Linked DNA regions of Mus musculus: region 2 is linked to region 1. Evidence: chromatin loops called from intact Hi-C (ENCODE). Cell type or tissue: gastrocnemius. All regions are shown on one strand. Each heading gives the region's core, and the rest is flanking DNA. Links, peaks and the distances in the headings are about the cores only.

The links. A loop is a pair of places that touch in the nucleus more often than their neighbours do. Peaks named below come from ENCODE experiments on the same cell type or tissue, not always from the same donor. Only the 100,000 strongest peaks of a DNase experiment are listed, where the experiment ranks them.
Region 2: a loop joins it to region 1, with 2.9 times the contacts of the local background. A loop is called at or near these places in 2 of 42 quality-filtered maps.

Annotation. Positions count from the first base shown.
Region 1 is chr13:94,829,714-94,845,818 of GRCm38, forward strand. Tbca (tubulin cofactor A) reads left to right here. Exons shown (of 4, transcript NM_009321.3): 2 at 2,647-2,752; 3 at 7,395-7,481; 4 at 12,937-13,210. The coding sequence ends at 13,017. Among named protein-coding and RNA genes, the nearest start is that of Otp, 38 kb to the right of the region's middle. In gastrocnemius, for the core only: no CTCF peak of the experiment used is centred there; a DNase peak (open chromatin) is centred at 9,289; H3K27ac peaks cover 679 bases.
Region 2 is chr13:94,779,176-94,795,280 of GRCm38, forward strand. It overlaps Tbca (tubulin cofactor A), which reads left to right and starts at 9,745. Exons shown (of 4, transcript NM_009321.3): 1 at 9,745-9,827. The coding sequence starts at 9,775. In gastrocnemius, for the core only: no CTCF peak of the experiment used is centred there; a DNase peak (open chromatin) is centred at 9,719; H3K4me3 peaks cover 1,724 bases; H3K27ac peaks cover 1,216 bases.

The DNA.
Region 1 (16,105 bases), core at 4,341-12,340:
CTTTGTATGTTACATGTGGCAAGTGGGTAGGTGTGCCTAATTTTGTTGGGGCTGTTCCTGCCATTCTATGTAGACAAACATAATGAGGTGACAGGGATTCGAGTCAGATGTTTGCAGGGCAAAACACTGTATACCAGTTACCAGTGTGTTTTTGTTTCTCCATTACTGTCTCTCACTTTTGTTCTACTTCAGAATCACTTTGTTTCTATAATATGAAAATGTTAAAAGGCAAATGTATTCATGTTCCTTAGGCTCATTTCCTAAACGTTCAGGTTACAATGAGCAACTATAGCATAAGTCTAGCACATTCATAGCTCTTACCTCATTTGGCGCTGGCCATAGGTTGCCACCCTGATTATGTCTTTGAATTACAGGAATTTATGGAATGTTGTGACCTCCGGTAGCCTATGCAACTCACTGTGGTTTGAGTCTGAGATGGCCCCAAAGACTCATGCATTTGGAGGCTTTGTTGCTGTCCTAAGATCTCTGTCTTAATCAACAGATTAATCCCTTGATGAATTTATAATATGATGACACTTTTGAGAAGTTAGACTGAGTTGAGGAGGAGGAGTAGATCACTGGGGCATGCCCTGGCAAAATAAATCTTGTCCTTGGTCCCTTTCTGCCTCTACGTCCTGACCACCATGAGTTAAGCAGTTCTGCCCCATTGTGCTTTGTCTTACTTACCACAGGCTGGAAACAGTGAATGTGGACTCCTTTAAATTGTTTCTCTTTCATAAATGTCATAGATATGGGAGGACGGACTACTGATGACTGACTACTTTTTTAGAGAAGTTTAGCAACCAGAAATATTTGGAAACACTCTGCCTTGTTGATAAGGCACTGGATTCTGAATACAAATGAATAATAGTTGTTACATGATGATAACTAAAACAGCGACTCTGTGATAATAATGAAATATAAGATGCACAGCATGCAAGTCCAAAACTTGCAGAAGCTAAGCATAAGACCTGTGTGTGTGTTGCTTTTCCATTGCTTTGTAGACGCTGTGACCAAGGCAATTTACAGAAGTTTATTGGGACTCAAGAGTTTCAGAATGTTAGAGTCCATGTCCATCATCATAGAATGTGACAGCATATGAGGTGATAGAGTAGTAGCTGAGAGCCTTAGTCCTGACCCGCTATCTCCAGACAAGAAGCTACCTGGGAATGGTGTGGACTTTTGAAACCTCAAAGCCTACTCCCAGTGACAAACCTCCTCCAATAAGGCCACATCTCCTTCTCAAACAGTCCTACCAGTGGATGGCCAAGCATTCAAAGATACTGAGCCTATGGGGGACAGTCTCATTTAAACCTTCACGACCTGTGTGTTTGGAAAATAGGAGTATGTATGAAGTGGGGCAGTTCATATATGACTCTTCGGAAAGAGCAGTTAGCTCCAGCCAGTAGTGAGAGTGCACCTCCTGTTTCTTACTGAGGCAGCCGAGAAAAACTAGAAATCCAGACTTAACGCAGCTTCTTCTTGCAGTGCTAGCCCTCAAACCTAGGGCCTCACTCTTGCTAAGTAAGGACTGTACACCTAGTAGAATCCTAGCTTTTTAATGTATACATAAACTTCTCTGTCCCAGTACTTCCTTTAAAAAAAAACAAAAACAAAAACAAAACTGTTTTAAAGGACCTTTTAAGACAATTATTTGTAGTGATTTTGTAGTACTTATATTTAAAAATTATAATCTTAATGGGTATAGATTTCATTTTCAGAGGTTTAGTCCATTATCATCTTAGCTGGAAGTGTGGCAGCAACCAGGAAGTTGTAGGGCTGGAAGAGCTGAGAGCTCTACCTCTTGTTCCAAAGGCAAACAGGAGAAGACTGGCTCCCACATGGCTAGAAGGAGGGTCTTGAAGCCCATGCCCACAGTGGTACACTTCCTCCAACAAGGCCACAGCTCCAAATACTGTCACTCCCTGGGCCAAGAATATTTAAACTGCCACACAAAAGTCAGTTTTGAAAAGCAACACAGAAGTGTTAGCTCCTTTACATTGCCGATGTAAGAGTGGGTTTTCTTCTTAATGTACGAGCAGAGGCAGCCACCCTCTCTCTTGTGTCTTTCCCAATAAATATCATATGTTATAGCTTATAAGAGAGGTTATAGCTCATGAAAGGTATGCTGACAGTTGGAAGCCAAGGAATACAACAAAGTCACACCACACAACAAACCTCACACAAGAGATGTATTGGGAGGGAAAACCGGGAAAGTCTGGGAGCAGGGCCTGGCCTTTGGAGCTCCTTAGGGGCAGGGTCTAACCACTAGTGGTCCTCAGGCTGGAGGTCTGGCCACTTGGGTTTAGTGGCAGCTGGAGGGGGTCTAACCTGTCTGCCATAGTAGCCTAGGGGTAGAGCCTGGCAACTGGAGATCTCCAGAGGTGGGGCTTGCAATGGGATTCTCTGCCATCTGACTGAGATTGGTGTGACTGTGTTGGCTCCCCTCAAAGCTATAAAACACACTTTACCTCAGTAGAGGACTTGGGACACATGGCTCATACTTATATCAGTGGCTAAAAGTAGCTGCCTCCATTTTGCCTACCCATATTAGTATTTCAACTAGGCTTTGTATTTACATAGTTTCTTTGTTATCCTTTAGAGAAAAAAATGTAATTCTCTGAAACATTTTTGGTTTGTTTATAGATTGGTCAAAGAAAGAGTGATGTACGAAAAAGAAGCAAAGCAGCAAGAAGAAAAGATTGAAAAAATGAAGGCTGAAGATGGAGAGAACTACGCCATTAAGAAGCAGGTAAAGCCGACACTTACTAAGAACTGGGATAACTCAGATGGCGGGCGTGCGGGCGCTGTGCACTGTGACAGGAGCTTGCATTTACAAGCAAGGGAATGGCTGTGGTGAGCATGTCGGTAAGCTTGGCTTTCAGAAAGCTGAGGCAGGAAGATTGTTGCCAGTTAGAAGCCAGCCTGTGGACTAGGGGAGCCCTGTCACACAAGCACAGACAGAGACACCTAGCAAAGCAGAAATAAAGCTCAGCAAAGGTAGGACATGGCACAGATGATGCGGCCACAGCAGGCCACAGTGCTCACACGTCAGACACAAGCGTCTGTGGGTGCTCTCAGCCGGGAACCCCAGCTCCCCCACTGCTAAGTGCTGAACATAAAAACAGAGGCTATAGCCATGCTTCAGTTACATGCTTACATTTAGAGATAGCTTCCCAAACTAATGTGAAGACCACGAAAATACAATATATGTTGTATTTCATTTCACAATAGTTAGGAGATTGAAGGAGACCAGATGTTCATCTTCAGTGAAGGGATAAGGAAAGTGTTCTGCATGCACACTGACTAGAACTCATCGTAGGCTTAAGAAGGAGTCAGGAAACCTGCAGGAAACAGTGGACTGGCTGGTTGGATAGTGGTGTAAGTTCTGAGGAGTGGGCTCCGTTAACTGGTGAGTGGCTAGGATTGTAGTTGCTCTTAGATGTCCTCATCTGCAGGGCTGGGGGCTGTCTGTGCGGCTTTTGGTGATTCCCGCCTCCTCACTTGGTCTTGCTTGAAGTGTGTGCACTTTTTCTTTAGAGCTACCATTTGCTGACTTTTCTCTGTATTTTTTCTACTTGTAAGTTTATCAGTTTGTACGTCATTTCCTTTGATTGTTTTGAGCTCATTCATTGAATTCATTCATTGCCTTTTTTCTGTGTGTTTGTTGTTTTGGTTGGGAGGGGTTGCTATTTGCTTGGTTTGTTTCTTTTACCAGGGGCTCTGTATGTAGCCCTGGCTGTCCTGGAATCCCCTGGTTAGAGCAGTCTGGCCTCCTGCGTCTGCTGGAGGAAGTGCTGCTGTTTACATCTGCTTCTTTTTCTATATTTTTGAGGTAAGCACACTTAGCTTTGATGATGTCAACATTCAGTGCAGTGTGTTTCCCTCTCCCCATTAGTAAGGTCTGGCTACATTTTTAGCCTCAGCCTCCCAGGTGTGAGGAGCAAAGGTGTGCCACTACTGCCCTGCTGAGGGATTACATCGCAGTTAGGTGCTGTGCTGAGTGTGACTGTGGGTTTAGATTTGTTGTGTTTTCACTGTAGTTTGATCTAGGATGTGCTTTGCTGCAGTGTGTCATAGGGCTGCAACCTCTCTTGTAGTGTTCTGTTTCTTGGCTGATAGCTTTCTGTGCTGGTGTTTAGTTCTTTCCCATCTTTGCTCATTTTTGTCTAGTATTTCTATAAATTGTTGAATGTAAGTGTGGAAATCCCCATCTGTTTACGTGCATTTATCAGTTTATCTGTTCAGTTCATACACAGTCATGTTACCTTGATGTGCTTATAACAGTATGATAATGTGACACCTGTTTTATCCCTGACAGCATTTCTTGATCTGCAGCAGTCAGTGTTGCAGGACTCTTCGCTGTACAGTATTAATGTCTTCACTGTTACTCTTGTTTTGTAATGTTTCCACATCTTTTTTCCATCCTTTTATTTTCTGTTTCTTTATTATGTCTGAAGTGACCTTCTTATAGAGAGTATATGGTCAGGTACAGTCAGTCTGTCCGGGCTTTACATGGAATGTTTGCACCATTTATGTCTCATGACACTTGTTTGGGGTATCAGAGTAGAGTGGACACCACCCCTCCCTTTTTCCCTCAGTGGATTCAGAAATAATCAGACAAACACAAGTCAAATGGGTCCGTAGCTTACCACATTGAGTGTGGTAACGTCCTGCACCATTTAAGGCGAGGACTAGTCAATGTTGCAGTGATTTCTAGAGTTCCATCTGACAAGCAAGTATGACTGTCATGGGCTTCAGAGACAGCTGACACTATAGGTTGTTATAGATTATAGGTCACGTCCAACCCTGGGTATAAGCTCCGTCTCACTAAAGAAGCTGAACCCTTATCCTAATCAGCTACCAGCTTAATATTGCCACATTATTTCACAGAGTTCTCCCTGACAAAGACTTCTTATCAATGAGAATGTTTCCTTTTCAGTTTTTGTGTTTGAGTATAAAAGAAACTGATCAACTTGTAGGTTCTCCAGCCTATAGATTGTTACAAACTAATGAGTCTTGCTTAGTCTTCCCCAGCTTCCATTTTACCAGGCTAAATACCCAAAAACTTGCAACTTGTTTTAAACTGAATTTCACATCAGTGGGGAAAGCACTCCATAGTATCCCTAGGGTTCCTTATGTGCCCCAGGTACTACACCAAGACCCTGGTTTTCCCTTAGACAAAATGTAGTAAGCATTAGAATCAACCTTTTATTCAGGTCTTCTAAAGAAAGGTACCATTCATTTGAATGACTACTTTCCAAGGAAGATACTGTTAGTTAAATTTGGGTATTTGGGGTTGTCTTTGTGTAGCCATGACTCAGTTGTTGTTAGTCTTGGCAGATGTAGTCCCACACCTGGTTAAGAAACGATTCCAAATGGAAGCTGCTGGGAAAAAGAAAATCAGTTTTCTTTAATGGACTTAAACTTGCTATGTCGGCCACAGCTCAGGGCATGCGCCAGTGCTCAGGGCTCCATGCTCAGGATAGCTGGCCAACACAAACTGGACTCCGTGGTTTTTTTAGTGGTCTCTTTGTTTGTTTTTGTAAAGAACATGAGCTTGGCTGGGTATCAATTTGGGAAAGACCTGGGAGGACCTATTTTATACACACACACATCCCTGGCAGTCATAATTCATTGCTACAAGGAAAAGTATTCACCTTGCAAATTTGATGCAGGTATAGATTATGGTGAGAGGGGGGGATAGATGGATAGGTGGATGGATGGATGGATGGATGGATGGATGGATGGATAGATAGATAGATAGATAGATAGAGATATGGCAGATGCTCAGTGCAGCCTACTGTGGGTTAAATCTTCAGCTGTGGACCTGTGGCTGGGGGAGGAGGGTGAATATAGAGGAAACTTAGTGACTAATCAGGGTAGAATACAAGAGAATGAACTTTTGTCATGTTGCTAGACTAACAGGCCATCCTGCTCTGTTACTAATACAGAGAGATAATACCAAATAGAAGTTCTGTCGGGTAGTGCTGCTTAAGGTTCATTGCAGTAACATTAAAGCTTGGCAAACAATTGTAAATGCACGTTTTGACTTGTCACGAGTTTGACCTTGGTCTTTATATTCATCTTCTTTAGTTCCGGTAAGTGGTTCTGCAGGAGGTTTTTCCACAGGAGGGGAATTCTGAAATGTTCTGGTGCCAGTTTCCCACACACACTCAAAGGGAGACATGCAAAACTGGCTTAGCGGCGCTGCTTGGATGTCGTTTGCCTGAAGTAAAGTCAGGTCCGTGTGCTTGAGATTGTTTAGCCTGTGCCTTGTTAATAAAGGAGCTCTAGGTCCGCCGTGCCTTGTGGTCCAGGAAGTAGATATGGATAGAGAATCTGAATGTCGGAGTGGTTTATTACAGTGTGAGCTGACAGACTGTCAGAAAAAAGCATGACGATACTGGGTCCTACTAAAGTTTCCATTATAATTTAGCATTATTGCCATTAAATTGTATGTAGTGTTTTATTTGAGCCAGGCAATCTTGGTTAATTTTGTACCCATTTCTCTGAAAGCCTTTGATTATCATGCTATCTGTCTCTGAGAACAACTAAGGAAACAAATTCAGCTCAGCGTCTTGGCTGACTGATGACTGAGCCTCCTGGCTTTCTGTTGTGTTTTATATACAACATAGCTTTGAATGGTAGACTTTACATCCAAAAACATCCTCTAAAGTCAAAGTGTCCCTGTGGTTAGTTCTTCAGTGTTTGTCTGCGGGAGGAGCAGGCAAGGAGCTCGGGTTCAGAGGGGGCTGCATTGGTAACTCGGCTCAAACTGCTTGGGGAGAATAATCTCTCTCCTAAAATGAAGCACAGGGATAAGTAATAACTTTTTATGCATGATAAGCAACAAAATATGAACCTGCTGGTCCTTGCTTTTCATGTTTCTTTACCTCTGTCTTTCAGTGAGTCCCTCCTGCAGTGTGCACACGATGTGATCAATAACTCAATAACTTCTCTCATGCAGTAATTATCTCCCTGTGATATTATCTGAACACTGTTTTCCTTTATTACCCAAAGATGCAGGAGATATTTATATGACCAGCTGATCCCATTTTAGATAAAGGTGCTTTGTGACAGCAGGAGAACCGTTTACTTTAAATAGCCTTTCAAAATAAGAGCTGAATGAAAAGCTTTGCCAGTTAATTGCCACTTACCATGAGAAAGTGATTGCCAAAAGGAAGAAAAGTGCAAAACTTTTGTGAAGTTCTGCTTAGAACTTATACTTTGCAAAATTACAGTCTGATAAACCCAATTTAAATTAGAACATTGACTCATTTAACATAATCATACTTTCCATTTCCTCTAAATCATTAGTTATATGCCAATTTATAAAATAAATACACATTAGTTCTGTCATCTAACATGTCTCCCAAATATTCTCATTCCAGGCAGAGATCCTGCAAGAGTCCCGGATGATGATCCCAGATTGCCAGCGTCGGTTAGAGGCTGCATATACTGATCTTCAGCAGATATTAGTAAGTAAAGACTTCTCTATCTTATATTTAACATTTTTTTCAACCTAATACGTAGAAAACCAAAATTTTCAATATTTAACACTACAGCTACTTGAATTTGCTACTAGATGTATTTGCTTGTTGTGAGTCTTAGTTTCTTCTCTTATTGTGAATGAAATACACTTGGCAGGAGAGCAGCTTAGGAAGGAAGGGTTGGCTTTAGCTTAGAGCTCCAGGTGAGTGCATTATAGCAGGAAGTCACAGAGACCTGGGAGAACTGATTACACACATCTGTAACAAGGAGCAGCGAATGCATGTATGAATCACATTTTAAACAGCTCAGTTATTTGTTAAAAAAAAAAAGTATGTATACACACTCACACCAAATATATTGCTGCTCAAAACTGGTACCATGTATACCAATTTTAGATTCAAACCTTTATCTGTAACAAGATACAGTGAATGCATGTGTGCTGTCTCTGCTTAGGGAATGCTCCAGCCCACAGCTAAGGTGGATCTTCCCACATCAGTTAACATAATTAGAATAATCTGTTTACATGCTCAGAGACAAGCATTAATCTGTAAAATCCCTCACTAGTGTGTCTGGGCCTTGCCTCCTAGGTATCAAGTTGATAGTATTAGCCATCATACCTGGTGTACCAGCATGCTTTTAAATATTTGAAGAGTTTAACTTATGCTTGAGTCATGACTCCACTAAAAGTACTTTTCTACCATGTTTATTCTACTGGTTTAATTAAATATTTGAATCATAATAGCAGGTATACATGGTACCAGTTTTGAGCAGCAATATATTTGGGGTGTGTGTGTGTACACATGCTTTTTTTGACAAATAACTGAGCTAACTGTTTAAAAATTTGATTCAATCCAGTGTCTCACATTAATTTGGTTCTTGTTTAAAACAGCTGGAATTTTAGATTCAAACCTGTAAACTTGAGAGAAAGGGAAGCCAAAGGTAATGGAGGCAGAGCTGAGCTCTCAGGAAGCCACTGAGGTGTGTGGCACTGCTATCCTTACTGTTAAAGCATACAGTGCTCAGCTGACTTTAGGAATGAGGAAGTGGAAGTATAAGTGAAAGCCGTCTTGTTTCTTTTTAATAGTTAACCAGATGCACGGTGTGACTGTCTTAGCTCCACTCTCGGTTGCTGTGATAGAACACCCTGACAAAAGCAGCTTCAGGGACTGAGAGCTTCCTTGGCTTAGATTGCAGGTTACATTATCACTGCAGGGATGGCTGGCTACAGGGTCAAGTTATGTACATAGTGGAGGCCAGAAAGCTGAGAGCTGGTGTTCCCAGTGGGTCTACTCCCTGTCAGCTTGACGACTAAAGCCAGCCATCACACCCTACTTCTCTACTTGACACACAGGCACCACTGTAAGCAGTACCTTCTCTACCCTTTGTCCCCAGAGTCTCACGTTCATCTCCTGGTGTGGATTACAGGCCACCTTTAGAAGTTCTTATTGTCTTTACATTTTCCAATATTTTAAAAGTCTGGAATCTTGTAACTGAGTTCCTATAAAATCAAAAATAAGTTGTATATTTTCAGCATAAAATATAGAGTGAACATTCAGTACAGAGTAAACATTCCTGTTTCAAAAAGAATTGGGCACAACAAGAAGTAAACAAACGAAGCTCCATCAGAGAAAACACCAAATCCTGCAGCTCTTTGTCCTGCATCTGAGGCTTGTAATGAAATTGGCCGAGATCCAAATGCATAGACAGCCCACACTGCTCAGCCCTGCCTCCTCCACACAGCTTCTGCCAGTGCCACACCTGCAGCACTCCACCATGGTCCTGGCTTCGCCTTCCTACTGGGGTTCCACTGTGCCTAAAGCTCCATCCTTATAGATTAGCCTCTCGGGGACTCTGGGGGCACAGGGACTGCCTCCATGCCACACAGTGTCTGGCCTCAGCTGCTCTCAGTCACCTCACCTGTATGTCTTTCATGACTTCCAAACAGATAACACATGGATAGAAGCCAGGTTCTGTTGGCACCTCAAGATACAGCCTTTCCCTTTGGACCACAGCTGTATCCGCTTCCGTGGCCGACCTTGAAGACACGCTTTCCTTTGCAGTTGCTCTCCAGGAGCAGGGAATGCCTTAGGCTTTCTTCCTGTGGATGAATTTGCATCTTTTCCAGATGGAACCTCTAAGTGGTGTGGTTTGCCTTCAGAGCCCTCCTCATTCTCTCCTGCAGCACGGGAGGCTCCTCTTGCCCTCTGCAGACAAAGCTGTACATTTCTTTATATCCAGCTTCCCTCAGGCTCTCAGAACAGGAACAGAATGAAGCCAGACTCTGGCCAAAATGCCACAGGAATGACCCCAGCCCAGTTCCCGAGAGCCCTTGTTCCCTCTGTAACTATTTTCTGGCCTCCACATTCTTATCCTCCACACTCCACTAGATCGCAGGTTAGCCTCTGCTTCCAGCATTTAATGGATTTTCTTAACCATCTACCAAACACGTCCATGTTCTTCCCACGAAACAGCTGCAGTGGCCTAGAAGCCACCTGGTCAGATCATCACAGCAAGTGCCTACCTCTTGGTTCTATTGTCTGCCTTAGTTTTGTTTCTTGTTGCTGTGATAAAATACTGAATAAAAGCAACTAGCTTAAGAGACAAAGAGCTTATTTGGCTCATAATTCCAGGTTACATCCTATGGAGGTCACAGGGACTTGAATCAGCCAGTCAACATTATATCCTTATTCAAGAGCTTAGAGGTATTCCCAGGCGATTCCAGATTATATCAAGTCGGCAGTCAGTGCCAACCATCACACAGCCCGGGGTGGTGACACACACCTATAGTTCTAACACTCGGGAATCAGAGGCAGGTACGTCTCTGTGAGTTCAGGGTCAACATAGAGTCCCGGTCTCAAAAATAAACCATCCGAACTATCCTGGTTTCATGTCTGTTGCTGAGATTAAAAACAAACAAACAACCCTAACAGAAAACTGAATCCCACCAGGTGAGCATAATGGTACTATCATAATTTTTGAGCCAATTTGAAGCAAGTTATATTAAATATTATCTAGGAGGATGGCCACTGTCCAGGTTCATCCCCAGAACTCTCAAGAGAGTTCTCTCAAGAGAATAGCCATGAACTACGTTAGTCAGATGCTTATAAAGGTGGAACCCACAAGGCCATGCACTACTGAAGTGATTTTTATGGGAGATTTTTGCCATAGTCTTTCTTGTTTAGCTCCCAAGTGAACAACACAGATATCAGAATTATTAACAAGCTACAAACCTAAACTGGGCAGGTTCTGAGACTATAATAACCCTGCTAGCCTATTAATAACCATAAATGCCCCATTGCTGGCCAGCTGGTTCTTGGTGTGTTTCATGTATGTCCTCAGTGTAAGCTCTTTAGGCCATGTGGCTTGTTATCTTACATGAACAACAGCCCCCAGCATTCCAGGAAGTGGGCAAGTGGGGCTTACAGGTTAGAAAAATTTTTGTTTAATACATCTCTTCAGTACAGCGATTTAAAACTTAAAACATAACTTTAGCCTTTACAATGCAACTTCAGGAAGAAAGGGTTTAATTTTATTGACAATTCCAGATTATAGTTTATTATGGGGAAATCAAGTTACCGGAATTTGAAGCAACTGGTAATGTCACATCCAGTTAATAGTAGAGGAAAATAAATACACACAAGGCCACTTACTTGTGCTCAGTTTCTCCACTCTCCTATAACTCAGTATCCCTGACCTAGTGAGTAGTGTTGCCCCCAGTGTGCTGTTAGGGACAAAAGGTGTCTGTCATATCATCCAATCATCATTGCAGCTGTGAGCCACCTGATGTCGGTACTAGGAATTGACCTCTATTCCTTTGGAAGAGCAACAAGTGCTTTTAATCCACTCAGGCATCTCTCCAGGTCCCATAGTGAACTTCTTAAAGGTAGGATGCTGATATTCATCAAACAGAGAAACTCATTTTTATTTATTAGAAGGTAGATAAAGTAAAAAAAAGAGGCAGCATATCTCTGAGTTCAAGGCCATCCTGCTCTAAAAAGTAAGTTCCAGGACAGCCAGGGCTACACAGAGAAACCCTGTTTCAAAAAAAAAAAAACCTAACCAAACAAAATGAAAAGGAAGGGAGGGAGGGAGGGAGGGAGGGAGAGAGAGAGAGAGAGAGAGAGAGAGAGAGAGAGAGAGAGAGAAAACCACTGTTAAAATACTACATAGAAACACCATTTATATGTCTTAACAATTTCAATGCTTTTTTTCTCCTTAGGAATCTAATAGCTGATAAGATAAAATAATAATATTGTTTAAAAATAATGTGTTTGGGTAGTTGTACTTGGGGTTACATTAAACTATTACCTCTTCTCAGTAAACCTAAATTTACTGAAAGAAACATGTTGAATATGCACATTATTCCTTTTTATCTCTGTTATAACTGTCTGCATCTTTTGTTGTCCGTAACTTCATTTAAAACTCAAGGGATGGACTGATGGACCCAGGTTCAGCCCCCATACCACAAGTCAGCTCACAACAAACTGTAACTTCAGTTCCAAAGGATCACACACTCTGCCTCCTCTGCCTCCATGGGCAGCAGGCATGCGTGAGGCACACAGATACTTTCAGGCAAAATACTCACACACGTAAAAAGAAAAATAACTTTTTTAAAAAAGTCTAAGACTTTTGTGTAAAGACATAGGCATTCTCTAATTAGTCTGTTGTTATATTTTAGTGAGAGTTTCCTACATATTAGTGTGTATAAAAACTCAATTTTTAAATATCAGAAAATTAAGGGGGGCTGGAGAGATGGCTCAGAGATTAAGAGCACTGACTGCTCTTCCAGAGGTCCTGAGTTCAATTCCCAGCAACCACATGGTGGCTCACATGGTAGTTTATCTGTCGTGGGATCCGATTTCTTCTTCTGGTGTGTCTGAAGACAGTGACAGTGTACTTATATACATGAAATAAATTAATAAAAAAATCTAAAAGAAAATTAAAGATGTTAGTTAATATTTTTAGTGTCAATATGAATACTCAAAAATAAGCAGACAGTCCGTTTTTCTAATTTGATTGTATTTAACTTGGGTGACATTAGTGACATCCTGTAGCATGGGAGTAATTGGAGTACCATTTTACGATGGATGATTAGCAAGTCCTTGTTTTTACTTTGTACATTGTAAATAATCTCTTGTATGATGATGTTGGACAAATAATGATTTTTTTAATTTGTGATTTTATTTAATTATTTAATGCTAATAATTGTAGACAACTGTGTTCTTAATTATAACATGAAAATATAGTATGAAAATATATAATAAAAATAAGCTAACCTCTCATTTCTTCCTTTCCTAGGAACAAAGGGACAGAACTGTTTTATACTTAGAAATCTTAGAATCCTTTTCTCTAATTCTCAAGTTACTTACTGGTCTGTATTATATGCAGCAAAGTATTGAAATTCCTAAACGACAAACTTAATTTTGTTATTTTTCATTTCAGGAAAGTGAAAAAGACTTGGAAGAAGCCGAGGAGTATAAAGAAGCCCGTGTAGTGCTGGATTCCGTAAAGCTAGAAGCCTGACATTTTTCTGTATGGGATGTTTTTTTGCATTAAATCCTGGGGTCCATTCTACAATTCATTGTTTTCAGCCACTGCTGTGTTTAATAATATGAAAACGTGGTTCTTTTTATGCAGTTGCATTTATTTTTCTTTGCATAACTTAATGTGTCAAATAAATGAGTTCATCTAATAAAATTGTTTGTTTTATACTTTACCAAATTTTCAGTTGGCCACTTAGTTAAGTGTCATTAAATCAGGTGTTTTTGAAGGTTATCTGAAGTGTAAATAGTTCGTAGTCGCAGGTTGGGTTTAAAACTAGAGTGTGTCAGCTGGGAGCACTAGGGGGTCTCTGCCTGTGCAGTGTCAGCTGGGAGCACTAGAGGAGGCTCTGCCTGTGCAGTGTCAGCTGGGAGCACTAGAGGAGCTCTGCCTGTGCAGTGTCAGCTGGGAGCACTAGGGGAGGCTCTGCCTGTGCAGTGTCAGCTGGGAGCACTAGGGGAGGCTCTGCCTGTGCAGTGTCAGCTGGGAGCACTAGGGGAGGCTCTGCCTGTGCAGTGTCAGCTGGGAGCACTAGGGGAGGCTCTTGCCTGTGCAGATGTGGGAAGCCAGTCCTGCTGGGCAGAGGCCCCACCCACCCACCCCTGCTCTGTCAGTGAGCCCAATGAGTTCTTTGTGTCCCCAGACTGAACTTTTATGGGACCCGGCCTGAGTTGTTGTTGGCCCTTAGGATGAAGGCAGACTTTGTTTGTGCCCCCCGCCCCAGGAAGGAATGTTAGCACACGCGACTGGACTCATTCTCTGTGGTTTCTGTCCCCTTTTGGTTTTGTACTAGTGATGCAGCTAGGCCCTCAAGCATGGTAGGCAAATGTGCTCCTACCAAGCTGCAGCTCCACCCGGATTTTGTGTTTTACTTGGCCTTCTGAGATAGGGTCTTGTTATGTTCCTCAGGTTGCTGTGAGCTAACAGTGTAGTACACAGTTGTCTTGAACTTAAAATAGTTTCCTGCCTCAGTGTCCTGAGTGGCCAGGGTCTCAGACATGAGTACGAGACACAGCCAAATTGCCTTGATTGACTGGAAATAGTATCATTTTGTCACAAAGTATTTTTCCTGCAGGATTATAAACTCATTACAAAATCATTTGAGGGCTTTCCCCCCTCAAATACATAATTCGTTTAGCTTCTTACATGCCTGGAACATGTGTGTAAACTTTGTGGCCCCAGCTGAACGTGAGCATTGATTGATTCAGTGAGTCAGAACAGTATGAGCAAAGGAAGTTTAAACCTACAGTGGGGGACAAACAGTGCTGGAAAGAGCTTAGGACGGTTGGCTTGTTCTGGTTTCAAGGCTGGATGATCGCTCAAAACTAGCAACTTCACTGAAACTCAGAACTGGAGAAGAGAAAATACTGTCCTTCCCTGGCCTGTCTGAGGGTCCCTTCCTGCCACAGTACCGGAGTGCACACTCCGGCTGTCTTCCTGCCACAGTACCGGAGTGCACACTCCAGCTGTCTTCCTGCCACAGTACCGGAGTGCACACTCCGGCTGTCTTCCTGCCACAGTACCGGAGTGCACACTCCGGCTGTCTTCCTGCCACAGTACCAGAGTGCACACTCCGGCTGTCTTCCTGCCACAGTACCAGAGTGCACACTCCGGCTGTCTTCCTGCCACAGTACCAGAGTGCACACTCCGGCTGTCTCAGCCCCTCATTTGGACCTGGCTGTGGGGAAGCGCACCCTAGTAAGCCCCGGTTTTCCCAGTGATCCCAACAGGAGCTTCTGGTTGAGCCTTTGATCATTTACATTTATGTTAAGTGTTTATTTCCCAGTAACTAGATTGCCCTTCCTTAGCCTGTATTGTAGCATGTAAATTGTTCCTTAGGAAGAAATAGAACTGCGGGAGGGGAAAGGCACGCTTAAAGTAAGCACATGCATACTGTATAAGTGGTAAAACTAGTTAATAGAATGTCCACTTAACATTTCTCAACTTTCTGGACAGTACCATTCAGAGCCTAACATTTTACAATTACCTGTACCTGTGCGCTGAATCTTCCAAATTGAGCAGTCAAACTTGTTTAATCTAGATCACTTTGCAAACTTTATCACATTAGTTGGCTTTTAAAAAATCCCATCAGACTTAATAAGGACATATCCTATACCTGGTTATCATTTAAACCTTATTATTTGGTCATTTAGATAAACCAGGGAGAGATTAATCCTTTCCTTGATGGTGGATTGGGTGGCTTTAAATGTTGTTGGGAATTTGACACGTGTGAGAGAAGAGCATGAGTTCTGAAGCAGTTGGCATGAAAGGGTTAATCAGATGATTTAGTCCTTGAAGCCCTGTTGAGTATGTTAGCTCGAAAGATATTGAATGGTTCAGAAATAGTGTACTGTCAAACAAATTAGAAGTATTAGTGTACTTGAAGTTCAAGAGCGCTTCTTAAGACCCACATCGCACTTATGGCCAGCTTCTCTTCTGCTCTTCTGAGAAGTACCTTTCAGACAGACACTCATAGCTAGGTGCCCTGCGCCCTCCTCCTGTGCTGTGCCTTCTGACGGACAGTTAACATGATGCTGTCATAGTTTTCAAGGGAAATATCTTCATTACGTCACAAGATGGAAATATTTTTATTGCACAGTGTTTTTCAGATTAATACAGATTTTTTTTCAGTGGAAAAAAAAAAAGAGATGAAGAATAAAAACACATGCTTCACAAAGGAAGAAATGCAAATGGTAGTTGTGTTTCTGCTGTTCTACCCAGTACTAATTAGGCACAAATTAGTAATGAATACTGAGTTGTTGTCCTGATGCACTTAAGTATCAGCTGATGAGACTAGCTACGGGAAGAAATAAGAAATAAGCACAGGAGATGGTACATCACTCTCTTTCTAAGCAACTGATGGGTACCGGGAAGCCCGAGGGGCTGCTGTATCGTGGGATCTTAACATGGGCACTTAGAAAATTACACAATGGTGAAGGCTTGGATTATGCCACCCAGAAAGACGTGTTCAAGGCCTGAGAATGGAGCTGGATTTGTAAATGGGATTCTTGTAGGAAAAAGATGAAACCACTGAGTAAGCCAACAGGCCTGGCATCCTAGCAAAACAGGA
Region 2 (16,105 bases), core at 5,178-13,177, 50 kb before region 1:
AGCAGCCCATGGAAGAGCAGCCTGACAGCATCTTGGGCAGCAAAACCAATGGACTTCACAGAAGGTAACCAGGCAACTAAATTGGAGGAGATTTAGAAGTGTTGAGCTAGGAGGAAAAAAGGGTGTGCTAGCCATGGGAGGCTTAGAGAAGCACAGCCATTGAGCCAGTAAGGCAGGTTAAAAATGAGCTAATGTGTGTGTGTGTCTTTCATCCGGGATAGCTCCTGGGTGGATGCATATTTACTACTCACTGAGAGCTCAAAGAGATGCAGCAAAAACTACCCATTACTACACTTCAGGTTTCTTACCTAAAAGGAACTCTCTGGACCTTCAGTAGTTCTCCCTCAAGCACAATAAACTGTTGGGAAATAATTTCATAAATGAGTGAATATCAAAACTTAAAACTCTATCATGGAATCTTTGTGATCCAGTATGGTGGTTTGAATACACTTGGCCCAGAGAGTGGCACTATTAGGAGGTATGGCCTTGTTGAAGTAGGTGCGGTCTTGTTAGAGGAAGTGTTTGTCACTGTGGGAGTGGGCAATAAAACCCTCCTCCTAACCATGTGAGAACCAGTCTTCTCCTACCAGCCTTCAGAGAAAGGTATAGAATTCTCAGCTCCTTCTCCAGTACTATGCCTGTCTGGACACTGCCATGTGTCCTGCTATAATGATACTTGACTGAACCTGTAAGCTAGACCTAATTAAATATTGTCCCTTATTAGAGTTGCCTTGGTCATGGTGTCTGTTCACAGCAGTAAACCCTAACTAAGACATCCAGTATTTATTCTCCTTTTTTTGTTTGTTTGTTTGTTTTTTGAGACAGGGTTTCTCTGTATAGCACTGGCTGTCCTGGAACTTACTTTGTAGACCAGACTGGCCTCGAATTCAGAAATCCACCTGCCTTTGCCTCCTAAGTGCTGAGATTAAAGGCATGGCCACCACTGCCCGGCCTTATTCTCCTTTTAAACAATGCATTTTTAACTATGTATATAAATGTGTTGGATTGGTTGCGGTGGGTATGGGCATGGTTGTGTGGGTGCCCACAAAATCCTTTATATTCTCTGGAGCTATATTTACCCGTAGTCGCTGGGCATGGGTACTGGGAATCAACTACAGATGCACACTCTTAATCACTGAGCTATCTCCAGCCCTTAAGCCTTTTTTTTAAAAGCAGTTTTTAAATATGTTGACCCCCAGATTTTTACCCCCTTTTTGTTTAATTTTTTATTAATTCAAAAGAAGGAAACATCATAACAACTGAAAATATTTCACAGCTAACAAAGATGTCTTATTTTTTAAAAGTCATCGATAGAAGAAAAATAAAACAATCCTAAACAATTTGTCGAGGGTTCCAAATAGATGGCTCGTGATAAACCTGCAAGAGATTTTTATCCATATCATGTAATCTGAAAATACTTTTCAGGTCTCTACTGATCGACGCTGAATAAAAATCTCACTTTAGATGACAAAAAAATGTTCATTGATGTTGCTCATGCATTTCCACATAAAAATGGAATGGCATCATTGACTACAGGTAGAAATGCACAAAATGATTCAAGATAAATACGCTGCTCTGAGGCTACACATTCCCTCCACTTTTGCCTGCCAACTTGATTTCTGAATTGGGCACTCATGGATAAAAAGCAGGTGATCTGAAAATACTGTGTGTGCCTTTTAAAAGTCAGTGTCATGTAATGTTCCTTTTGGCAAAATTTATGTTACATGGTATTAGACCATGGGCCGAGCTGAATGTAACATTATGTATTAAAAACTGCACAGCACAATTACAATATGTGTCAGAACAATGAATTGTTATATCAGATGTCTGTTCATCTGTAAACAGAATCATCAGTAAGTCATTGTCAGAAAGATTATGTGCGTATATTATTGTCTAAGATGTATGTCCTCTGACACCTGCACCCTGTGACCTGTGGCCAGTTAAATGGCACGTTCAGTATTTTTCACAGTGAGAACACACATTACAAAAGCCAAAGTTGAAGGTATTTTGTTTTCATCGGTGGTGTCTTTACTAGAGGAAAGAGGTAACAACTCCATGGATCGAGTGCTTGTGGCATCGGTAGCAATTAGAAATCCTTTGGTGTTCAAGTGGTAGGAGTGTCATGGGCAGCACGGAGCCATATGAGAATGTTTTCCTCAGGACCAGTGACTAGAGAGGGCTGGCTTCTGGTTTTGCTTCAACAAAGCAGTGATAGCAGATTGGCACTTCAGGACTTCCATGAGTGTTCTAAGCTCTGGTTATTCCAGTTATTGTCATAGGAAAGGACAGGGAAGGGGCAGTTCCTCCCTTTATCAAGAAATCCAAAGTCTTTCCAATATGTAACTCTAAGCACCCACAATTGTGCCTCTGAGCACTCTCAGCTGCAGATTAAGTTGATGAGAGCAGGTCGAAACATGGAGGTGAAGAGGAGGAACTCTGTTGGTAACAGATGTTAGGTGAGGCAGTTACAAGTGCCTGACACAGACACAAGTAATTATTTAACAATGAAGCATGGTGGGAAGCTTGCTCAGTGGTTAGATCATTTCCTGTGATAGCTGGAGAGGTTTCGATCCCCAGAACCCATGCAAGTGCTGGATGGGTGCAGGAGCCCACTTGCAATCAGCTCTTAGTGATGGGTATCCTCAGAGCAAACTGGCTAACTAAACTGTCTAAAGCAGAGAACTCTCGGTTCCACTGAGAGACCTTGCCTCATGAACTTAGTGCAGATCAGCTGAAGATGACTTCTGATGTCTTCTTGAAACCACCACAATCATGTTGCACTCACCTACACCCACATACATGCAAACACACACACACACACAGAGAGAGACAACATACACACACACATAAACACATATCACATGAGAAGAAAAAAGGGCAAAAGGCATAGGATGGGGATAATAATAAATGCATATGAGAAAACATTGATATCCACTTCTATCTGACACATCACACAAATGAGGATTCTGGGTGGACTGTAAAACAGATGTAAAAGATGAAATATAAACATAGACTAAAGCATGGAATAACATCTCCAAGACACAGCTCCTAAGTAAAATTCATAAGTAGGACACAAGAGACAGAGACCACAAATGAGAAAGTCGACTACTAAATATTCTAAATTGAAAATCAAATCCTCATCACTAACACACCGTGGGTCAGAGAACAGAAAGGCAAGGCACAAAGTAGAGTTGTTTCTAGCTTCTGCGTGTTACAAGTGTCCTTCCAGGAACACTCCTGGCCGCCTTTATGTCCTCTCATCCCCTGGTAGTTTTTTGAATGTATGTAGCTGTACACACATATCGAGTGAGTACAGATACGTGGGAAGCCACAGCACCTGTATAGATGTCAGAGAACAACTCTCTGCCTCTTGCCTTCTGCTTTGTCGAGACAGAGTCTCTCCTGTATCTGTCCCTGTGCTTCACGTTCCATGATAGTTTGGCCTGCAATATGGGCGATTCTCCTGTCTCCACCTTGTCATAGAAGTACTGAGATTATAAATGAACAGCACCACAAACAGCTTCTATGTATGCTTCTAGGACTGAACTCATTTGGTCAAGCTTGGGAGATTAATACTTTTACCCCCTGAGCCCACTCCCCAGCCCCACTGTGAGCATTGCTACTAGATATTTAGAGATGCTTTTGTAAGTCATAGGGATTGCATATATTTGACTTCAGTAGACATTATAAAACAATTCCTCAAAGTAGTTGTGAAAAGGAGTGTTGGGGTGAATACATTATAATTTGTATATCTAATAGCTGACATATACCCATAATATATAAGAAACTCTGATCATCAATGAGAAAGGGAGAATGGAAAAATGAACAAAAGGTATGAATAACTAATTTTCAAAAGAGGATATTGAGACACTTAGGATACACATAATGGTGAGCTTAGTCCACCATCCAGGAAATGCAACTTAAAACCATAACAAAAGACCACCGGAACGGCTAGAAAAAGATGGCAGACACTGGAAAGTGTTAGTGGAATTTTAGAGCCAGTAGAACTCTGTCTTCATGCTAATAAGAATGTAATTGACACAACATAGATATAGCTGGAAGAACTGTTTGGCAGGGTCTATTAAAGTAGACATCTATGGCATAATCTATGACACCCCCCCCAACTCTTCCCCTAAGTGTCCAGAACAAAATGCTTTCATCTTGTCACCAAAATGACTACAATGACATTTATGAGAGCACTGTGCATCATAGCCTGAAGTCAGAGGCTCCCCAAAAGCCAACAGTAGACTGAGTCATGAGATACTCATGCACTGTAATTCTGCACAGCAATAGAAAAGGAGAAAAGAGAAACACAAAGCACTCAAATGTATCTCCCGTAATGTGAAGTGCAGAAAGCAAGATGTAAAGGTTCCCTCCTGCATGGCTGAATTTGGTGGTTTGAATGAGAATGGCCACGTAGGCTCATATATTTGAGTGTTTGGTTCCAGTTGGTGGTCTATTTAGGAAGGATTGAGAGGTGTGGGCTTGTTGGAAGAGATGTGTCACTGGATGTGGGATTTCAAGTTTTCAAAAGCCCACTCTGGGCTCACTCTCACTTTCTTTGCTTGCTGCTTGTAGAACAGGTTGTAAGCTCATAGCTACTGTGCCAGAACCATGCCTGCTTGCTTGCAGCCATGCTTCTCACCAAACGGACTTACTCAAAGTGGAAGCGAGCCCTCAATTAACTGCTTTCTTTTATAAGTTGCCTTGGTGATGGTGCTTCTTGACAGGAGTAAAACAGTAACTGAGATACTGAATTTCCATAAAACTTACAACAGGGAAACTAGTCCGTGGTCAGAATAGTGGAACCACTGTCCATGGTCAGAATAGCGGCTTCTCGGGTGGGATGTGTTGAGAAACTTTGGTGAGTTTCTACAGCCTCTGCCAGTGAGAGTGTTCTTGGCTATACTATTATGTTGACTTTCAAAAAGCCCATGAAACCATACTCCTACTTGTGTACATTTCTTTATGTGTTTTGTAATTTTTAGTAAAAGTCTTCCTTTCTAAAAGGTGATTAGCAGGATCAGTTTTGCATCTCGACCATGGAAACAACTTTTTCCTGAGCCTTGAAGGGGTTCATAGTCAAGACCCTCCCATTTGGGATTGCAAGTCCCATTCTTCTTAAAGAAGAGAAATTACTGATTTTTAGCAGTATGTGGACCAGGCATAATATTCAAGACAATTTCAACATAGGTGGATATGTTTATTAGCCTGTGAATCTTAGAGCAGGGTTTCCCAACCTTCAATACAGGTCCTTATGTTGTGCTGATCCTCAGCCATAAAATCATTTTTGTTGCCACTTTATAACTGTAGTTTTGCTACTGTCGTGAAGTGTAATGTAAATATCTGTGTTTTTCAGTGCTGGGAATCACAATCTCTATTGTGATCAATAACACTGTGATTGGTGTTTATTATTAATGTTTTACTAATAACCTGTGGAATCACTGCTGTGTGGTAGGAACTACACTTCACATTCATTTCCTCAGCCCTTTAAAATCTGTCCCCACAGTGTCCTTGTAGCACCAGTGGCTACAACAGCACCAGGTACAGAACGGACCCTTGACCTTCAGTGAGAGCATCCAGAGGGAAGGTTTTTATTATTTATGTGGAGTACTGAGGTTTAGGGTCAGATTTAAACTGTAGAGTTAATCGTTGAGAACCAGAGCCCTGCTCCTATACCTACACTGAAGAAAGTCTTACGTACGTTGGTCTAAGGAAAACTAGCAGGACGTGAAGGTCATCTCAAGAAACAGTTAGTATTACTTTTGCAATCATTTGCAGTCATCTCCACAGAGACATGGCTGAAGAGCTTCAGGTGAACGTCCTCCATGGAAAGAAAACTGAGAAAATGTAACCCAAAACGAGAACCATTTTTAAAATCTAATAGCAAAAGGTAACTTCTCCTCACTTCTGCCAAACACTAGTAGTTATAACTGAGTCAACATGTCTATATTTATGGGGTGAGGGTCACACAAGGGCATAAGTGCCAGGAGGCAGGAGTCCTTGTCATTCACCCTACAGGCTGTCTGCTGCAGCTTGTACCCACACCCCTACTACTCTAGTCATTCTAGTCAAAGACCAGCACCTCAGGGCTGAGCAGATAGAGCTGTGTGATACTGTAAGCTAAGGCACCATATCAGCCTGGTTATTGAGTGTCACCACTGTGCTAGAAGCTCTTTGATCAGTGGTGACATGATGTCCATAAAATTGACAAGGTTTATGGATAATTCTGGCCTCTTCTGCACATATCTCTCCTCCCCATCTCTTTGCCTATCTGCCTGCCTGCCTGCCTGCCTGCCTGCCTGCCTACATGGTATATGCATACATATTTGTGCAAGTATATATGGGTGCACTCTCCTGTGTAGGCACATATAGAAGCCAAAGGCTGACTCTGGGTTTCTTCCTTGATTGCTTTCCATATTCTTTTTGAGACTGAGCCTAGAGTTTGATGTTTTGGCCTGGCTGGCTGGCTGGCCATCGAGTCTTGGGGATCCTCCAGTCTGTACCATCTGCCCCATCTCAGTGCTGGAGTTACATGAGCACATGGCCTTGCTAGGTTTTTACAGGGGTTCTGGGGAATCTGAGCTCAGGCCCTGGTGTGCATACAGCATCACTCTGTCCTCTGAGCTGTCTCTGTAGCTGTCTGTCAGAGCAAAGCAGAGAGGAAGACCAGTGTATGCGAGGAGGGGAAGGGTCTTTCAGGTTGTCCCTGTCATCATCTTGCTGGAGAGAGCAGTCTCTGTGACATATGGTTAAATAGAAACCAAAAGGCTCTTCAAAGCAGCTTATTCATTTATTGAAGAAATGTATATTGCCAGGCATAATGGCACCTGCCTATAATCTCATCTACTCATGAGGCTGAGGCAGGAGGATACTGTGTTCAAGGGCAGGCTGGGCAATGTAGCTATACCTTGTCAAAAAGAAAAGGGAAAAAAATGAAGGAGAAAGGCCTAACACATTGTGCCTACTATGTGCCAGGCATGGCTACATGTTGAGATACAGTGGTACAGTGGTGACTAAGTTAACCATATAGTCTTTGCTAGATGAAATGATCAAACTCCAGCTCAGTCTGATCTTATTGCTGTTGATCCCACTCACTCACAGCTCTATGCTCGTATCCTCCTGTGAGCACACTTCCTAATTTAGGACCTCTTCCCCAGATGACTTACGGCACAAGCGTGTTATAAGTGCTCGAATAAACACCAGCACCGAGCTAAGCTCCGTCAAAGCCTTAGGAGGTTGGTATTATTACCACCTTCTACCTTTTACAGATAAAGACACCAGGCTAAGAGGTGGTTAAGCAACTTGTTCAGTGTTACAGTTAGTGAAAAGAGGAGTTGGGACTTGACCCAGGTTGGACTGGCTCCCGAAACATACATATCCTTAACTAAAACTATGAGCTCAAGAAACTGGGACAAGGCCATCTAATTCCCTACTGCTGCCACACTCCATGTTGGTACCTTGCAGCCACCCAAATGTGATGTAGAATACACAGATAGATAAATGCAAACTGTCCCAGAGGGCCTGGGACTGGATACGCGCAGCAGTATCTGTTGGCTGCTGAATTAATTACATACATTAGTGAGTGGTTTCCAGTTAAGGCATAGACAAGAACTAAAAGAAAGACAGATACAAAATTGGTGTGTGTGTGTGTGTGTGTGTGTAAAAGAAATTTCTGCCAATTAGCACAAAACTGAGCTCAGAATGTCTGAAAATCTGGGCAAAAAGGAAAAAAGGAAGATGTAGTGAGTCAAATGATTTTACTTGTGGTGGCTAAAAGAGCTTGGGCAGTGGCAGAAGGCCTGAGCACACTGTCTCTGGTGTGTGGTTTGCAGTTTCTATTACCTTCACAGCATTTTGCGTTGGTGACTCTGCTGCTGCTGTGTTTGTCCCCTCCTCTGCATTTCACAGCTCTGCTGTGTCACTTGGGATTGTAGTTCAGTGTGCCAGCCAGCTAGAGAAATGTATTTATTGAATTTAGCACCTGCTGTGTGGATCACGCAGATGGAGATTTAAGAGAAAGGTTTATGAAAGACAGGATTCTTGCCTCTTAACATGCTTATACTGCAGCTAAAGGGGTGGGAACAGCCCTTGTAAAGAACTCAAACCAAATTGTTTTCAAACAAATATACACAGAATGCAAGGGATCAATGTATTCCTGGAGAACTGCACAGGCAGGGGCAGCATTGGGAGTCTTTCCGTGGGAGCTAGGTTTTGAGACTGGATTTATACCTGGAGCTCTGCTCTGACAAGACTGAAGGATGTTCCAGAGCCAGCCATGAAGATGAGAACTGAACTAAGGGTCAGGAGAGGCCAAGAGCATCAAGTGAAGAACAGAACCAAGAAATGAGGACGCAATGGAGGCCATGCCTCAATTCCTTGGGGGTTGTAGGGGTGCTTCAACAGGAAGAGACTCTAGAACACAGTTCAGGGTGCCTTGTTCTATGCAAATTGTATCTTGGAAAATATGGTGGAGTCAAAAGTTGTCCCATGTCTGCTGTGTTTAGGCATTGTGCTGAATGCCACCCTCTATACACCTGTCACGTGACGTGGGCATTATTTCTTAGGGCTCTTCAAGGAGGTTGAGTGCCGGGGTCCTGTGTTCGCTAAAGGATAGAACTCCACATGTGAGATAGGTGGCTAGTCATTTGCTCTCAAATGACTGAGTCCATTAAGTGTGTAGCAAGAAAAAGGAGATGAACAAATAAATAGCAGGGAGCGGATAGATGACACCATCGAAACAGGTTCTTACAACACCCTGCACAAAGCACTGGAGAAGTCCCTCGGAGTCCCCCAGTCAGAGATTCTCTCTGTGGATGGGATTCTGCCATTTTGTTGCCAGTGTAGGCATACTTTTACACAACTTAAAAAACAAAAACCAAGCGTTTATTTCATACACTTCTGTGTATATTTGCAAGCCACAGTGAACTTGCAGAGGTCAAAGGACAACTTGCGAGAGCTGGTTCTTACACTCTACCACTTTTGAGTCCTGCAGATTGGTCTCAGGCCATCAGGCTAGGAGGAAAGGGCTGCTCCCCTCTAGGCCAAGAAGGTGCAATGCTGTACTGTTTTCTCCCTGTCTCAGGGGTAGGGGGCCAGCATGTCTCAGGACGGGGAGTCTTGCTGGACACTTGAAACAAACTTGCTAAAATTTAGGACAAGAGGAACCTCCTTACTCCCAGAGTCCTCTCTCCATAAACTCAAACATCACAAGACAATTTACATAAGTAACACTCTGGAAAGGGAAGGGACTATATGGAGAAAGGGAACCGGAAGAGGGGGCATGGATTGGAATGTAAAAAAAAAAATTAAATTAAAATTAAAAATTTCTTTTGACTGTCTGCATTATGGTATTTTATTTCATCAAACACAGATCTCTTTCTCCATTTGACAACAGACAGTGAAAACAAAAATTATCCTTGTTAATAGTTTCTAAGTCACACTGTCCATTAAGCAGCTAATCCTGTTCACTTTCTCAGGAACAGAAAGTTTCTTAACTCAGGCTATGGAGACTGAGAAAATAAAAGTGCAGCTTGTGTACAAATCCTGTCCAAGCACCAGGGAGAAGCAGCTGGTATAGGGCTTTGAGAGTCTCCAGCTCTAGGTACCAGCAGTCTAGATGCAAGGATTCCAGGTAAGAGTCGGGAGGCGAGGCGGGGTCGGGCTCTCCAGGTACGCATGCGCGCACTCTGGGCTCCACGCCCACTCCACCGCCCCTTCTGCGCCGGCGCGCCGCGCAGCCCCGCCTCTCCTTCCTGCGGCGCCTTAGGGACCATGGCCGATCCTCGCGTGAGGCAGATCAAGATCAAGACCGGAGTAGTGAGGCGGTAAGGAACGGCCGGCGGCTCCGCGGCTGACGCTCGCTCTTCCCTTCTCACCGCCGGGGAAGCCGGGCGGAGCGTAGGCCCGATGCGGGCGCGGCTTCCAGGCCTCGGCGGGCGGGATGCGAGGGGCCCGCACACGCCTAGGCTGGCGCTGGCAGGGAGCCGCCCTCGGCGCTGGCCCTGCCGCCCTCCGTGCAGGGCTCGGCGCGACCTCGGCGCTGGCCTGGCCGCCTTCCGTGCGAGGCTCGGAGGCGTCCTCCGCGCTCGTAGGCCGGGAGGAGGAGGAAGAGGAGGGCGACCTGTGCCTGGAGGGCCTCGGCCTGTGCGTGCGGGGCGCCGGCTCCCTGAACTTTGCAGTAGGGAGGCGGAGTCCGCCCTGGCCTGGCCTCAGGTGGACTGGACAGCGCTCAAGTTTAAGGGACGCTGAGATCATGGGCCTCACTCAGAATACACAATGGCGGGGCCCTGGCCTCTGACATGGCTCACTTCCAGAGTTTGGGAACTGGGGCTTGAACGTGAGCACCTCTGCAAACTTCTTCCCCGAAGCTCGCCCCGGAGCTGTGGGCTGCTGCCTCCCAGGAATAGGCCAGGCCAGTCTTGTGACTTGCCTTGACTCCCGACTGTACATATTGCAGTGCTCATTAGAACTAGTTTTGTTCAGACCCAAGCTGATCATACCGAAACATTCCAAGGGAAAAGATACACAGCCTCCTTACGAAGCAGATCGTTCTGCAGGGGAAATAGCTTTTTTTCCTGTTGCTCCATCTCTCCACCGTTTATTGATATTCCATCAGAGGGAGGTCAACCCATAGAGGAGAGAATCACTTTTAGAGATACTGCCCGAGTTTTAGTACTTCGAACGGTACTTTGGAAGCTTTTATTACAAAGGCAGCTAGGGTATGGTAGGGGGGCGGGGCGGGGGTGAAGGTGGGGGGGATAGACAGTCGGTTCTGAATTGTGCCTGACTTCAAATCTGGTTTTATGTATTCTGGAACATATTTCATCGTTGTACTGTGCCTCTTCTTACTGAATTTGGAAGATAGAGTCCAAATTCTCCCTGAATTCAGTTTTTGGAAGAAATACCTGCTACATTTTTGATACAGTGTGATTCAAATAAATAAGATACACCATATAGGTTTTGCTCAGTACATGTTTATGAGTGCAGTTTTCAGAATGTGGCTGAAGTCACACTTCAGGTTAGTAGCAGAGCAAGCAAATGAAACAAGGATCCTGGCTCCAGCTGGGATGCGGTGATAGAGCATTAGACTGTGTGATAACACAGGAGGGGAATATGAGATCTATAGCATACAGTAAGTAATCCGCGCTGTCCCTCAGCCCACACGTTTCTTCTCTTTTGCCAGACTTTCCTTGGCTGTGTCATTTCCTTTAGCATATTGTCTATTTTGCAGAAAAGAACCCGGAGGTATAAGAGACTGCTTTAAAGTAAATATCATGAGAAAACATTTCTAAATGTTTTCCCATTAATATGTTGTTGATTTTATCACCCTCTTGATCTATTCTATAAATTTATTTAGTTCAAGTAGTTATAGCCTAACCATACATATGCTAGAGAAACGTCCTTTAAGTAATTAAGAACTAGCTTGTGAGACATTGACAAATTCTCAGATGCCTACATAAACTGCACAGAAGTAGATAAAGTTTTCTGGGTAGATTAATAGGACATTATCAAAGTTTACTTTTGGTATTCATATTTCAATAAGTTAATAATTTTCATGAAACTCATAATTTACCATAATCTCAAGTTGCTTATTAAATGAATGTGTATCATACGCATCTTCCCTGGCCCTTTGTTGACATGAGGTGTAGCATTTCTTCTTGCATACTGTAAAACAGGGACATACACTTTTAAACTTAAAATTTGTATTTCACTTGTTGATTACCTGCATTTTATCTTGCTGTATAATATCTACATCCATAAACATTACTTCTTTATTTTTTCCTGAAAACTTATTTTACTGTGATTGTCTTCTGTGTTAATAGACTAAGGCGGAATTCTACATTTTATCTCATCCAAAGGGGAGCATAAATGAGGCAGACATTAATTGTTGGGGAAGAATGATCTTGGGCCCAAGAGCTTAAAGGGCGTGCTGCTTTTCCTTCTCCAGATTTAGTTCCAAAGACTTCTTAGTTTCATGATTCAAGAATGTTCTTGGTTTTATGAAAGGGATTCTTTCTGCTCATTGGGTTTGTTGTATTTTATAAAACTTGCATTTATTTATTTACTCTGTATGGGGTGGGGGGTGCCTATGCCAAAGCACAGGTATGGAAGTCAGAGGACAGTCTTCAGGAGTTCACTCTCTCTACCATGTAGGACTCTGGGTCATTTAGTTTTTCCTCACAGTTGAGAGCCACTGGGATTTATACTGCAGGCTTTTGTCCTGGAGGCCATTGGATACGTTAGGCTGTGAAGTTACTCACCTACAGCACTTGTGATTCACAAGTCCCCAGTTGTGGAGTTAGGATGGCGCCTGAACAGAGATTGAGAGTTAAGCGTATGGAAATAGGCAGTTAAATAAATGATGGTTGGTATCAGGGAGATAACGCAGTGAGTACAAGATGGCTGTCTGCTTGTTCAGGTGAAATGGTGAAGGCAGTCTAACGTGAGATGAGGTAACCCAACTTGTATTCTAAATGGAAGTAAAAGAGAGTTTCAGGGGAAGTATTTAGCTGGTGTCATAGTTACTATTTTGTTGCTGTGACTAGATGCCATGACCAAGGCCACTTCAAAAAGGAAGCTTTTCATTGGGGCTTTGTTTATAGTTTCAGAGGGTGAGTCCTTGACTATCATGGTGGGAACAAGGCAGTTGGTAGACAGGCATGGCGCTAGAGCAGCAGCTGAGAGCTTAAATCTTACTTTCAGGATAGAGGCCGAGAACACCAGAGACTGGGCCTGATGGGCTTTGGACACCTCAGAGCTAACCCTCAGTGCCACACCCCCTCCTACAAGGCCCAAACAGCTCCAGCAAGCAGTCAGATATGTGAGACTCTGGGGGTAGTTGCCATTCAAACCACCACAGGTGGAAAATAAGCATGAGCTCCGCAGTGCCCCACCCAGAGAAATGTGCAAAATGTTTAGAAACCCTAAACTTTTTGAGTGCTGACATAACACAGGTTCAGATTTTGGGGCACTTCTGATTTTGGAGTTACAGATGTTCAAACTGGTAAGGTTTATATAAGCATTCCAACATCTGAAAAACTTTGGTTTGAAACGTGTTTGGTCCCAAGTATTAAGGGGTACTTGTACAACAGTGGGCATTGTTGGTAGATTTGGTCTGTGTACTAGTTGCTATGTGTTGCTATGATAGTTACAGTTGCTATGATTAGTTACTTAGTGTTGCTATGATAATCCCCACTACCACAACCAACTTGAGTAGGACAGGGTCTAGTTCATCTTCCGGGTAACAAGCCAAGGCAGGGACTCAGATAAGAACCTGAGGCAGGAACTGAAGCACAGGCTATGGTAGAGTGCTCTCCCATGGCTTGCTCTGTCTGCTGTCATACATAGCCCAGAACCACCTGTCCAGAGGTGTCACTGCCCTGGGCTTGGTGTTCTCGTGGTTAATCATGAAAGGGCCTACGGGTCAGTCTGATGGAGGCAGTTTCTTATTTAAGTTTCCCTCTTCCTGGGTGACTCTAGTTTGTCAAGTTGATAAAAAAACTAGTTAGCATGGTCTGGCTGGCTCTTTTTAAAACGTTTATTTTTTTTTTATTTTTATTGTTTTGCGGATTAACTTTATAGGTATCTGTTATGTGTCACAGCTAATCTGGCCAACCTCACAGGGAATGACCAAATAATAGTCCCAATTTTTGTCTCAGTGCAGATCTGAAATTACTGTCATCTATCTGGTGTCTGACCATTGATTGATACATAGGTGGCAACTATTGTCCTAATTCTTTTGGACAGGAGTTTCCTAGGATATGGGATATTTTCTGTTAAAACTGACAAAATCTCAGGTAAACTAAGTTGGTTGGTCATCATCTCTGTACCTAGCTTCCATATCTCTACTTTGTATATGTTGTAATTTATTCGGAGACTGTTATAATTATATACTATCAATCTTTATACATTGGGCCTTACTTAATTTAAATTTGTGATATAAATACAAATTCTTGCCATAGTAGCTTTTTTCTACATTAATTATTTAGAAAATAGTTTCACTAAAGTAGAGGAAAAATTGAACTTGTTTTATTGACTGTCAAGATGTATTTTTAGCTAAGCAACTTTTGTCTACTCTACATTTCTAAGTAGGATTTGTGTTTACAAAATAAGTTTGTTATTAAGTATGTCATAAGTTCAAGAGATTCTACATGGAGAAAATTTAAATCTATTTAATGTAAAAAGTGACTTTCAACTTTAAAGCCGACTTTTAATAAAGCCTGATGAACTAGGCCTTTGTTGGGTGAACTGATTGATTAAAAATACTTCCTTAAATATCTTTTCATAACCATCTTACTTCGAATCCAGTGTGGACAAGGAACGTTACAGTATTGGAGTCTAATGACATTGCCCTGTAGCTTTCCTGTGGTTAAATGAATGTGACGCCAGTGGGTTGGAAGGAGGCTGGGACAGTTCTCACTGCAGTGTGCTGCTCTAGCTTTAACAGTCTCTTAACTCTGCTTAAGTGTAGCTGACACACCATAATTACAGATCTGCAGGCCTTGATTACAGAATTTTACTTCAAGACCCTGTAGGGACATTATATTGATTTTTTTTCCTTAATAAACCCTGTTCCCAAACTGTGCCATCTTCCAGAATTTATATATACCTACAGTCTTGGTTTTCTATATACATACACACATTATATATTACATAGCAGGAATTGGGATCAAAATGTAAGTAAAATCGTTATTTAGTTAAATATATAATATAGTGGTATAAAAGTGAAAAATATGCATAAGTAGACAAAAGGGTTTCTTCCCTAAGCTCTGGCTCCTGGTACAGTTCTCATAGTTAAAGTAATGATGGATGAAGTGTGATGGGGACTATGTGGGAAAGGTTAAGTAAAGAGCTGTGTGAACAACTCCTGTAGCCTCACGAGCTTTGCCTTTCCCTTTTTGTTCTCTTGTACCACACCTCTTTGCTTTGAGTCAGTCAACCAGAATGTCTTACTTTAAAATTTACCTTTGAACTGTAGCCTCGTTTGGAAGTTTTGTGATCAGTTCTCCAATGTCATAGAGGCAGTGTCAGAGTAGAATGTAGGAGGTCAGCCCCTCACCTCGTCTGCCAGCTGCTTGGCAAGCAGGAGCTATGTAACCTGCAGCCATATGTCTCGTCAAGCTGAAACGGGAAGAGCCAAGGCCACTCATGATCACTATTTCCCAACACAGAATATGTTCTGCTAACTGAGCTGGGATAGGAAGGATCTTTCTCTTTCTCTCTCTCTCTCTCTCTCTCCCTCTCTCTCTCCCTCTCAACCCCCTCCCCTGTTTATATCTGTGCCCAGGGTACATGCATGGGTGGATAAATGTATACATGTATGTATATATGCATATGTGTGTATATATATATAGAATATATAAAAATATATAGAAATCTTGAGATTCTGAAGTAAGGTTGCAAAATTATGCTAATAGAACATTTCTAAATATAGACTATAAAATAGAATATAGATGCTTAATATATGACCTTTCTATTCTGGCTTGTCATTTCTAACAATACATTTATAGAACATCATAATGTTTTGTTAGGATGTTGTTATGTACCTAAGAACTCTAATATTTTTTCTTGGTATTTTGTCATGGATTTGGCTGATTCTCAGAATTTCTTACTGTCTTTGAAACATCTGGTATGGTGTTAAAACCAACTACTCAGTCAAAGTTCTTTGCCATGAACAAATGAGTATGCTTCCTCTGTCTGTAATCCTTTTGAACTTGATCTAATCAGTCATTGAAAGCCACAGAACAATTGCTCTAGTTATTTCTGCTGTGGGAGTTAAGCAGACAGAACCCCAGATTCTCCTCATCACACATCACACCTATGACCCTAGGAAAGTTACTTAGCCGTTGGAAGCCCCATTTTTCTTAGCTGAAAAATGAAATTGGCAGTTGTATCTTTTTCATGTTGTTATTAAGACAACTGAGTAAGGTGACTGTGTGAATCACCTGGCTCAGATGCCTGATAGATAGCAAAGGCTCAGTGTATTTAACTGCTGCCATTCACTTCTGTCTTGAATGTGCTGCTGTAACAAAACAGCCTGAGACTAGGCAATTTACAAATAACAGAAAAGTATTTTTCACAGGTTTAAGGCCCCAGAATCTCC